2 separate regions of the Homo sapiens genome follow, and region 2 is linked to region 1. Evidence: read pairs that join two places in POLR2A ChIA-PET (ENCODE). Cell type or tissue: GM12878. All regions are shown on one strand. Each heading gives the region's core, and the rest is flanking DNA. Links, peaks and the distances in the headings are about the cores only. Region 1 has its middle 18 kb from the start of IFI6. Region 2 has its middle 9.6 kb from the start of THEMIS2.

Region 1 (5,377 bases), core at 324-5,323:
GTGTGCATGGCCAGGTTTTGCACTTGCTACTCAAACCTGTCCATCGCTGCAGAGGCCTTCTGCAGGTCCGTGGTGTTCAGGCCTTGTCTGGGGCTTTGGTCACCTACACCATGTTCTTGGTTACCACCTTCATGGTCACAGCTGTCTGCACCTCGGGGGCCACTGTGTCCAGGCGGATGCCATGTAGAGCCAGTTCACGCTGCTGTTCTCCTTGCAGATGGTGTTCTTGGTGTACACACGGGTGCACTCTACATTTTTCTGCTGAAGGGACTTCTTCACTTTGGCCTGGTTGGCGTAGGAGTGCTTTTCTGCCTTCTTGTCTGGTTTCTCCAGCTGCTTCACCATAAATTTCAACTGGAACAGGGTATTGTCCCCTGGCCAGTCTGACAGAAGCACCCCTTGGAAAGGCAGAAGGGACATGAACTCCGGGAGGCATCAGGTGCCAGTGGCTCTTGCCTTATTTCTTAATAACCATTTAAAAATGTTTGCCTTCGTGGGAGAAATCCTTTGATTCTCCCCTCTCCCATTACCTATTCTCTTGTTAGTTGCCTTAATGTTTTCATTACCATCCGTAAGACCCAGGAGGGGAAGCTGAGGTAGCAAATTTGATAAGGCTTCTCTGACTATAGCTCAGTTTTGCAGTAGTAAGGTTACATGAGGTGCCCATGCAAAAGAGGCTGCCTGAACCACAGCATTTATCATGACCCGGGTAATAGGCATTGTCATGCAGGACTCCTGTTGACTCCAATAGGGATGGCACTGTGTCCTAGAGGCCGGAACCAGTGAATGAGACTTAGGGTTTACTGAGGGGAACTTACACACAGGGATGGTCCAGTGGTGGTGGGCTGGACAGGAGCATGCATTTATGAAACAGGGCATGCGTTTTATGAAACGCATGCAGTTGATACAGCATTTTCACTTAGCACCTTCCACCTAGCAACCTCTACCCAGCAACCTCCAGTTAATCCACAAAAAGGGACTCCATCCCCTGTATGGCCTGTGTTCCAAGGAATGAGCCAGGGGCTCAGATGTCCTTCATAGATAAGGAGTGAAACTCTGGGTTGGCCACTCCCGGATTCCTTAGCTCAGGACTCCGAACACACATTCTTCTTAGACCCTAGGATCATTCTCAGGGTACGCTTCAGTTAAGTTATGGCTGTCAGCTGCATCTGCCATATACAGGCATCCTTAGCGGGTGAATGCCTGGTCATTGTAAAGCCAGCTCCACATGGCTTGCATATGAAACCTATCAACTGCTTCATCTGGGGTGTTCCATTTGACATTTATAGGGAATGTAGGGGCCAAGGGAAAAACTTCTCCTTTGCCCTCTCAAGGATCACTGTACATTCAACCCACAAAATGCAGATTAATAGAGAAATGTCATACAAATTTATTAATGTGTACATGAGGGAAAAATCACAGAGTGCTTACCCAACATCCCAATGAGGCCCAAATACTTCTATAGCTTTATTTCAGAGGGGATGGGGGAGATAGGGAATATAGGTAATTCTGTTGAGGGACAATAAATGATTACTAGGGAGAATGAATGGGTGGGGGCGGAGGAATAGAGATTAATTTATAAACGGGCTGGGCATAGTGGCTCACACCTGTAATTTTGACACTTTGGGAAGTCAAAGCAGGAGGACTGCTTGAGGCTAGGAGTTCAAGACCAGCCTGGGCAACACAGTGAGACCCTATCTGTACAAAAACTTTTAAAATTTGCTGGGCTTGGTGGTGCATACCCGTAGTCAGGAGGCTCCCCTTAAATCCGGGAGTTTGAGGTTACAGTGAGCTATGAATGCACCACTGCACTCCAGCCTGCACAACAGAGAGACACCCTATCTCAAAAACAACAACGACCACGACAACAACAAACTTGTAAATGGTTCTCTTGGAAGTAAATAAGCCTGAAAGAGATATTATCTTGTGAATGGGTCTGTTTAAGAATGTGCTTACATTCTCGGTCTTCTTTTCTGTAATAGATAATGAAATAACAGGGAGCGGAAGGAAAAACAATTGTTCTTGGAGAGTCCATCCAGTCTTTATATAGATAGTGGGAGAAGTCTCTTCTAGTGGCTGTGGATCTCGAAAGGCCTTTAATTAAAAATTTAAAATACTCATTATACCAAAGGGAGCCATATTTTTGGGTGAAGTTCTTTGAGCTCCTTCAGGAGAGTCTCCCTTCTCAGGGTAAACAAATTTTACAGTGGCTTTTATCCAATCTACTGGGCTGGCTGTTCCCTCAGGAATAACCTCCTGTTTGTGTGTGGGTCATGTATAGCTACCTGCAATTGTTCTGTAGTGTGCTGTGGATCCTGCATCAACCTCAACATGCTCTTCCATTCTGCAGCACTTGAAATCTAGTTACTCTTGCAATCCATCTTAGTAATGATTCCTCAGGAAGCTGAAGATAGTAATCTACAAAATGGAATAATTCCTTCACATCGTACCCTCTAGTCTATAGTGACTTGGTTTTGCCCTTCCCCTACATTGACTGTCCTCTTGGTAACCCAGTTCTCAGTTATTTTCTGTTTCCCTGCGTAAGTTTTCCCTTGGGGATCAGTTTGGAGGCTAGTGGCTGAAGCTCAGACTCACTGAAATCTGAACTTGGTTTAGCACCAAGGTCTGACACAGCACTCTCTTTCAATTTCATTTTAGCTATTATAGTTAACAGTAAACAAGAATGTTTTTCTTTTTGCTTATTAGTTTGCATTTCCTTATGCATCCAGTGAATCAACTCTCCAGGAGTTGGTTCTGTCTCTAAATTCCATTCATAACTTTTATCTTCAGTAACTGAGCACAGCACAGCTGCGGCTCTAAACCATGGGTGACCACATGGCTACTCAGGGATCAAAAGTTCCTCACCCAGCACTCTTTCATCCTTTCTCTTCCCAAACCACAACTTTCCATCAGCCCAGGCCATTCTAGCAAATCTCACTTCCGTGACACCAACTCTGCCAGGGTGGGGGGAAACAACACTCAGTGTGCCTGTTCTATTATCTCACTTAACAACAACAATCAACACAGAAGACTTTTGTGACCAAATTTGTATGTGAGGATTTCCCCACACACCAAGCAGCAGTCACCAGTTGAGTGTCCTCTGATTCAATTCAGACACTACCTACTCTGAGATAGTGTTATCAGAAAGGGGTCCCGATCCAGACCCTGAGAGGGTTCTTGTTGGATCTTATGCAAGAAAGAATTTGGGGCAAGTCCACAGAGTAAAGTGAAAGCAAGTTTGTTAAGAAGAAACAAAAGAATGGCTACTCCCTGAGGGCCACTGGGTGGCTATTTTTATGGTTATTTCTTGATGATATGCTAAACAAGGGGTGAGGTATTCATTCGTTTTCTGGGAAAGGGGTGGGGATTTCCCAGAACTAAGGGTTCCTCTTCCTTTTAGACCATAGAGGGTAACTTCCAGATGCTGACAAGGCATTTGTAAACTGTTATGGCACTGGTGGGAGTGTCTTTTAGCATGCTAATGCATTATAATTAACATATAATGAACAGTGAGGACAACCAGAGGTCACTTTCGTTGCCATCTTGGTTTTGGCAGGTTTTGGCCAGCTTCTTTACTGCATCCTGTTTTACCAGTGGGATCAGTGGGGTCTTTGTGACCCGTATCTTGTATTGACCTCCTCTCTCATCCTGTGACTAAGAATGCCAAACCTCGTGGGAAAGCAGCCCAGCAGGTCCCACCCTTATTTCATCTAGCCCCTGTTCAAGATGGAATTGCTCTTCTTGGAACACCTCTGACATATTTCCCCCCTCCCTTTTACGAGGGGACTCTTAAGCCTAAGGGTTGTAGAGGGTTGTAGATCTATCCTCTGTAACGTCTTCAGGCTGAATAGGGGAGATAATATTTTTGCCTAATTATTAGGGTCTTTTGTATTCAGGGTAGAGAAGAGCTCAGTCAGTTATGGTGAAGGCCATTCATAACTCTTCCAGATATCACCTTCTGTTCTGACAAAAGGTGCTATGTGAAAGATAATAAATGTTCAATTTAAGAAAATGTTGAGTAGCCTTATTTTGCGTTTCTACAAAATAGTACAACAGCAATATATTCCACAGTGGTAAAGGAAATAAGTAAAATTATCCCAGTAGACTGAATAAGAAGGCTTTTCATGAACTTGACTATTGTTGGAACCAAGTTGTTAGGGGATCACTAGCTGATTCCAATACATGACCAGAATTAGAATACTGATCTAGATTTTTACATTACCTATTTCCCTCTTTTCTTTTGAGCAGCAGCCAGAGATCACTGGTTGATTTACAGGAATAAGTAGAGTCAGTCTAAATTTCAAAAAAAACCCGCAAAAACAAAGATGAGATTAGAATCTAATAACAGATGTACAAAAGTTTTTGAAACATAATTTTTTTCTCTCCAGTCCCCATTTTCATTGAAGACAAGTCAAGGTAGGACTGATTTGTTTGCAAAATAAGCTTTAGTCTTATTATACTTGTCCTGATTATTTATATAAAGTGCAGTAAGATTAATTATTTGCCATGCAGGCTCCTTTTAAAATTGGCTTTGATGGAACTTTATTCCATAAGTAATCTTAGATTAGACTTTTTAAAGCCTTGAGCCCAGCCAAGAATTTATCTGTCTATTCCTGAAAATACCTGTATGAGTTGGGTGAATTCCTTTCCAGTTCTCAAGATAATTTGGGGTTCCTGGGCTTGTCAGAAAGTGACATTCTTTACTTACTACAGATCAGGAACCCTGTACAGGGATTGCATAGACAGGGTATAAGGCTAGTTTTCTCAAGGGGCATTTTTTTTTTTTGACTCTGTTAGTCGGCTTTCATTCTTTAAAGCTGTCTGTATCTGAAAGCACACCATCCCAGTCAAAGCCTTGGTAAAATAATCAGTGTCTCCAACTGTGTCCTGTTATAAAACAAAACAGATTCTTATTGCACTTATGCAAATAACTTAACTATAGTGCCATAAGTTAAGAATACTCACAAATAGTTTCCAAATTCTGGTAAAATCAAGTAGTGAGAAAGAAATATGCTGAAAATTTTGCTCATAGGGGTATGCTTTATTCAATTGTTAAAAACTGTTGATAGCTCAAAAGAAAAGTTTTCTTGACTCTGAAAAACCAAACAGAAAGGATGAGCAACATTTTAAGTAAAACATCAGAAAAAGATTATTTTGGTGTTCTATTAGTTTAGTCTATGCAATTGATTCCTGTTTTGCTTGATATTTATAATTACATTAGTTTTCCAAGAAAGTCTTATAAGTTCCTTCTCTTTATTTTAATGGCACACTTTCCAAAGTTATCAGAGAGCTGCATTTAAGAGTACTTGTCAGTCCTATAGCTGATTATAAACCACCCTTTAAAGAGGATCAAAACAAGACAACAATTGTCTGTGGA
Region 2 (5,377 bases), core at 162-5,161, 170 kb after region 1:
TTGCTTCTTACTGATCACAGCTCTAGCTTTGGTCTAGTCTTGCCTCCCTCTAGATAAAATGTATTAATGTCCTCAGCCATAGAAATACCCTTGCTTCTGCACAGCATCCAATCCAGAGTGAAGCCCTGCTTTCTTTTTTCTTTCTTTGAGATGGAGTCTCACTGTCACCCAGGCTGAAGTACAGTGGCATGATCTCAGCCCACTGCAACCTCCACCTCTCAGGTTCTAGTAGTTCTCTTGCCTCAGCCTCTAGAGTAGCTGGGATTACAGGCACGCACCCCCATGCCTAGCTACTTTTTGTATTTTTATTAGAGACGGTGTTTTACCATGTTGGCCAGGCTGGTCTTGAACTTCTGACCTCAAGTGATCCACCCTCCTCAACGTCCCAAAGTGCTGGGATTACAGGCGTGAGCCACCATGCCCAGCCCGAAGCCCTGCTTTCTTAAGCACTCAAAAGTCATCTAACCCAAATCCTGTAAGTCCTTTCTAACACAGCTTACTGAGTTGCCCCACAGTTTCCCATGGCATGTGCTATCCCTATGATAGCACATAGTCACGAACCCAACTTACTCAGATGCCCCTCTGTTCCTGGGAGTCTGTGGCTGGAGGGCATTGACAACGTCTTGGCCCCAAGGCTAACATCTCAATGAGGCCAACCCTCCTCACTCCCAACCCCTTATCCCCGACCTCCCACTTGCTCCACTGTTCCCACAGCACCATCCCCTCTACCACACACCACCCTACGGTGGTATCGTTTACTTATTGACTGCATATTGTTTATGGTCTGCCTTTCCCCTCCCCTCACTTGAGTGTAAGCTCCACTAGGGGCAGGGGCTGTTGTCTGTTTTGATTCCCAGTGTATTCAAAATGGCTGGAACAGCCTAGCACATCGCTGGCACGCCATAAAAATTTGTTGAATGAATGAATCGATGTTGGGACAGGAGCAAACCAAGGAAGCGCCTAACCAGCCTGGCCACCAGAAGGCTTCGCTGGAAAAGGGCTGTCAGGGCTGGGATCTGAGGGATAAATAAAGGTTATCCAAGCACAAGAGTTGGGAGGAGAGGCCGGGCGCAGTGGCTCACACCTGTATCCCAGCACTTTGGGAGGCCGAGGTGGGTGGATCACTTGAGGTCAGAAATTCAAGACCAGCCTGGCCAACATGGTGAAACCCCGCCTCTACTAAAAATACAAAAAATAAATAAGAAAGAGTGGGAGGAGTATTCCAGCCATGTGCAAAAGGCTGGGGAAGCGAGGAGGTGTTTCAGGATTGAGGAAATGCAAGTGCTTTGATGTGGCCGGAGAGAATGTTCTGGAAAAGGAAGGCAAGCGATGAGGCTGGAATGTTGTCAGAGGCCAGGACACGAAAGACCACGTCATCAGGAGCTCAGACTTCACCTGAGGGCCATGGGGAGTCCTGGAAGTGTTGAAGCAGGAGGTGATATGTCAGAGCTGCATTTAGGAAGAGCAGAGGGGCCGGACATTGTGGCTCACACCTGTATCCCAGCACTTTGGGAGGTCGAGGCAGGAGGATCGCTTGAATCCAGGAGTTCGAGACCAGCCTGGGCAACCTGGCAAAACCCATCTCTACCAAAAATACAAAAATTAACCAGTCTAATAACCCAGTCTCTAAATAAATAAATATACAAATAAATAAATATATAGGTATTTTTTGTTTTAATAATAATTGTAATTTCCAATATGTTGTGCAAGGAGATCAGAGAGGAAAATCATATTAATTTGATATTTGTGGAAGAATTTGTGCAAATTGTATTTAGTGCCACCACAATGTGAGGATGAAATTTTTTTTTTAAGGAAGAGCAGATGGGAGGGAGGGGACAGTCCCGGGGAGGTGAGGCTGGAGGTGGGAAGACTAGCAGTGAGATGGTCTCAGGGCAAGACAATGTGGCCTGGACCACGCTGGAGAGTCTAGGGAGAAGGAAGAAGACCCAAGGTGCCTCTGGGGACTCTGGCTGGGCATCCAGGGTTTAGAGGTGTCATTCACTGTGGAGGGGAACACAGGAGAGGGGCAGGTTATGGGGAAGGTGCTGAGATTGAGGCCCTTTATGCCGTAGAAATCAGGGCAGATGTGTGCACACCTGGAGCTCAAGACTGGCCTGGACACAGGCTTGGAAGCGGGACAGGGTGAGGCCACATCCCCCACATCGGGGAGGATGATTCTGAGGACTTCTACTTACAAAACTGTAAGAAGAGGGGGCTCAGGTGGCAGGGTTTCAGGGAAGGGCAGAGGGTGGCCCACTCCCCACCTCTCCTCCTCTCTCTGTCCTCTGGGCGGTCTCTAGGTCTCCACTGGCCCCTGCAGCCCCCAGTGGCTGGAATCACTCCCTTGGAGAGAGACCTCTAAACTGACTGCTCCAGGCTTCCTTAGAAAGCAGGGAGGAGGCCCCCCGCACAGATGGCTGCAGCAGTAGCCCCTCTGGAACCCAGCACCCACCTGGAGGGGATGACAGCATGGACCTGGGACTCAGGCCCTAGTTATTCTGGTAAGGCTCAGGACTGGGCCTGAGGCATGTCGCAGTTCACATGGTCCCAGCAGGGCTGCAAGCAAGTCCAGCATAGCCTGCTGGGCTCCTTTCCCCGCACATGGCCCCTCAACAACCCCCACCTTGGACCCTGAGCAGAGCGAGAAGCACCTTGCCCAGACAGGAGAGATGAGCCCCTTCACCTAGACCCCACGGGCTTCGCCCCTCACTCCATTCTGCCTCCTACCTGCCTCTCTTCTCAGCCTTCCAGGCTGGGTTTCCATCCTCTCCTCTGAGCAACCTCACCAGCCTCCTAACTGCCCCTCCCTGCCCTGCCAAGCCATCTTCACACCTAATGCAGTTCACACCACATCACTCATTTGAATCAATCAAGAACTCTTCCCCAAAGAGCAAACTCCTTACTGAGGCCTCTGGGGTCCCGCATGCCTGGCTGCTCTCTGCCTCCTACTCGAAATCTCTTTCAGTTCCCCAGTATGCTCTCCTCTGTTCTTCCCTCTCGCTCTGTGTCCCACTCACCCTTGACTCACCCATGACTTCCTCTGGGCATGCTTCCCTAGTCCTCAAGCTGTGGAAAGAAGATCTGCTTGAGCAATCCTCACACCCTATGTCCTGCCTGTGTGAGTGCTGGGAGGACACTCACCACTGTTTCCTGGCAACCCCACAATGTGCCCTAAACAGCAGGCCAGCAGCATGGACAGAGTTGAATTGAAATGCATTAAGAAGCTCCTTCTTCCTTTCCTCTCCAGGTCCTTGGATCCTGCCCCATTAGGTGGGCAGGTATTATTACCCTCTGCTGTGGTTTGAATGTGTCCTCCAAATTTCAGGTGTTGGAAACTTAATCCCCAAATTCTTATGTTGATGGCATTTGGAAGTGGAGCCTTTGGGAGGTATTTAGGATTAGATCAGGTCATCAGGGTGGGGCCCCCATGGTCACCCTGGTGGCTTTACAAGAAGAGGAAGAGACGCCTGAGTTGACAGGCTCTTCCCTCTCACCATGTGATGCCCTCTGCCATGTTATGATGCAGTGAGAAGGTCCTCACAAGCTGCAGCCCCTCAGCCTTGGACTTCCCAGCCTCCAAAACTGTAAGAAATAATTTTTTTTTTTTTTTTTGGAGACAGAGTTTCACTCTTGTTGCCCAGGCTGGAGTGCAATGGCACAATCTCAGCTCACTACAACCTCTGCCTCCTGGGTTCAAGCGATTCTCCTGCCTCAGCCTTCCGAGTAGCTGGGATTACAGGCATAAGCCATCACACCCAGCTAATTTGTGTATTTTTGGTAGCGACGGGGTTTCACCATGTTGGCCAGGCTGGTCTCGAACTCCTGACCTCAGGTGATCCACCCGCCTTGGCCTCTTAAAGTGCTGGGATTACAGGCATGAGCCACCGTGCCTGGCCAGAAATAAATTTATTTTCTTTGTAAATTATCCAGTCAGCAGCATTCTATTACAGTAACAGGAAACAGACTAAGACACCCTCCTCTTCCTCCCAGCTAGAAGGAGCAACCAAAATCCAGAGGCTGTCCCTTCATCTGTGCTACCCACATGGCCTCAACCTTGAACCCAGTGACACAGTGGGGCCACCAAACTGAAGTCATGTTTCAACAAAATTCTCAAACCCTTAGGGCAAGTAAGAGCAGCAAGGAGATACAAGCAGGGAGTTCGTATGGGGAGGGCTCCAGAGGCCCCATGAGAAAGGGAACTTCCCCAGGCCTTCCTCTTCTGAGGAGCACTGTGGGTGTGGGGTTCCACCCTGACTAAACCCTGGTTCAGTCTTTTCCTGGCTGGGGGACTTCGGGCACACAGTTTAACCTCTCTAGGTGCAGTTTTTTCCTATATATAAAATGGAAAGAACCAGATAAACCCGCATTTCAGGGTTGCTGTGAACTTAATGAGCCAGCCAGTTACAGCTCCCCTTCCCAGAGTCCCAGGCCTTCCCATTGCCTCTGCATGTGTGAAGATTCAACTCTGGGCCGGGCGTGGTGGCTCATACCTGTAATCTCAGCATTTTCGGAGACTGAGGCAAGCGGATCACCTGAGGTCAGGAGTTCAAGACCAGCCTGACCAACATGGAGAAACCCCGTCTCTACTAGAAATACAAAATTAGCCAGGTGTGGTGGTGCATGCCTGTAATCCCAGCTACTCGGGAGGCTGAGGCAGTAGAATTGCTTGAATCCGGGAGGCGGAGGTGGTGGTGAGCGGAGATAGTACCACTGCACTCCAGCCTGGGCAACAACAGTAAAACTCCGTCTCCAAAAAAAAAAAAAAGGACTGCAAAACCATGGAACCAATGCTTCCAAATTTGCGGGGAACATTGTTTCAACCGGGAACTCAATACCAGCCAGACCACTGCTGAAGAATAAACAATGCTACACTTTGGGTTTAGGGTTAGAAGCAGTCTTTAAAAAAAAATGTGGTAAAATACACGTAACATAAAATTAACCATCTTGGCCGGGTGTGGTGGTTCACCCCTGTAATCCCAGCACTTTGGGAGGCCGAGGCAGGCAGATCACCTGAGGTTAGGAATTCAAGACCAGCCTGGCCAACATGGCAAGACCCCGTCTCTACTAGAAATACACAAAGTAGCTGGGCATAGTGGCGGGTACCTGTAATCCCAGCTACTCAGGTGGCTGAGGCAGGAGGATTGCTTGAACACGGGAGGCAGAGGTAGCAGTGAGCCGAGATCGCATCACTGCACTCCAGCCTGGGTGACAGAGCAAGACTGTCTCAAAAAAAAAAAAATTGCCATCTTAACAGTTAAAAAAAAATTCATGACACAGTCCTCAGGAGACCTTGAGAAATGTGCCCTTAATCTTTTTTTTTTTTTTTTTTTTTTGAGACGGAGTCTCGCTCTGTTGCCCAGACTGGAGTGCAGTGGCT

Evidence for each region. Peaks named below come from ENCODE experiments on the same cell type or tissue, not always from the same donor. Only the 100,000 strongest peaks of a DNase experiment are listed, where the experiment ranks them.
Region 2: POLR2A ChIA-PET joins it to region 1 with 7 read pairs; 1 of 35 experiments calls an interaction of 5 or more read pairs at or near these places.

What each region holds. Positions count from the first base shown.
Region 1 is chr1:27,687,021-27,692,397 of GRCh38, forward strand. It overlaps the pseudogene CHMP1AP1. Among named protein-coding and RNA genes, the nearest start is that of IFI6, 18 kb to the left of the region's middle. In GM12878, for the core only: no CTCF peak of the experiment used is centred there; DNase peaks (open chromatin) are centred at 2,541 and 2,891; H3K4me3 peaks cover 1,111 bases; H3K27ac peaks cover 1,270 bases.
Region 2 is chr1:27,860,281-27,865,657 of GRCh38, forward strand. No RefSeq gene overlaps it. Among named protein-coding and RNA genes, the nearest start is that of THEMIS2, 9.6 kb to the right of the region's middle. RefSeq lists enhancers at 2,868-2,927, 2,948-3,027, 3,368-3,477. In GM12878, for the core only: no CTCF peak of the experiment used is centred there; DNase peaks (open chromatin) are centred at 3,031 and 4,221; H3K4me3 peaks cover 524 bases; H3K27ac peaks cover 1,735 bases.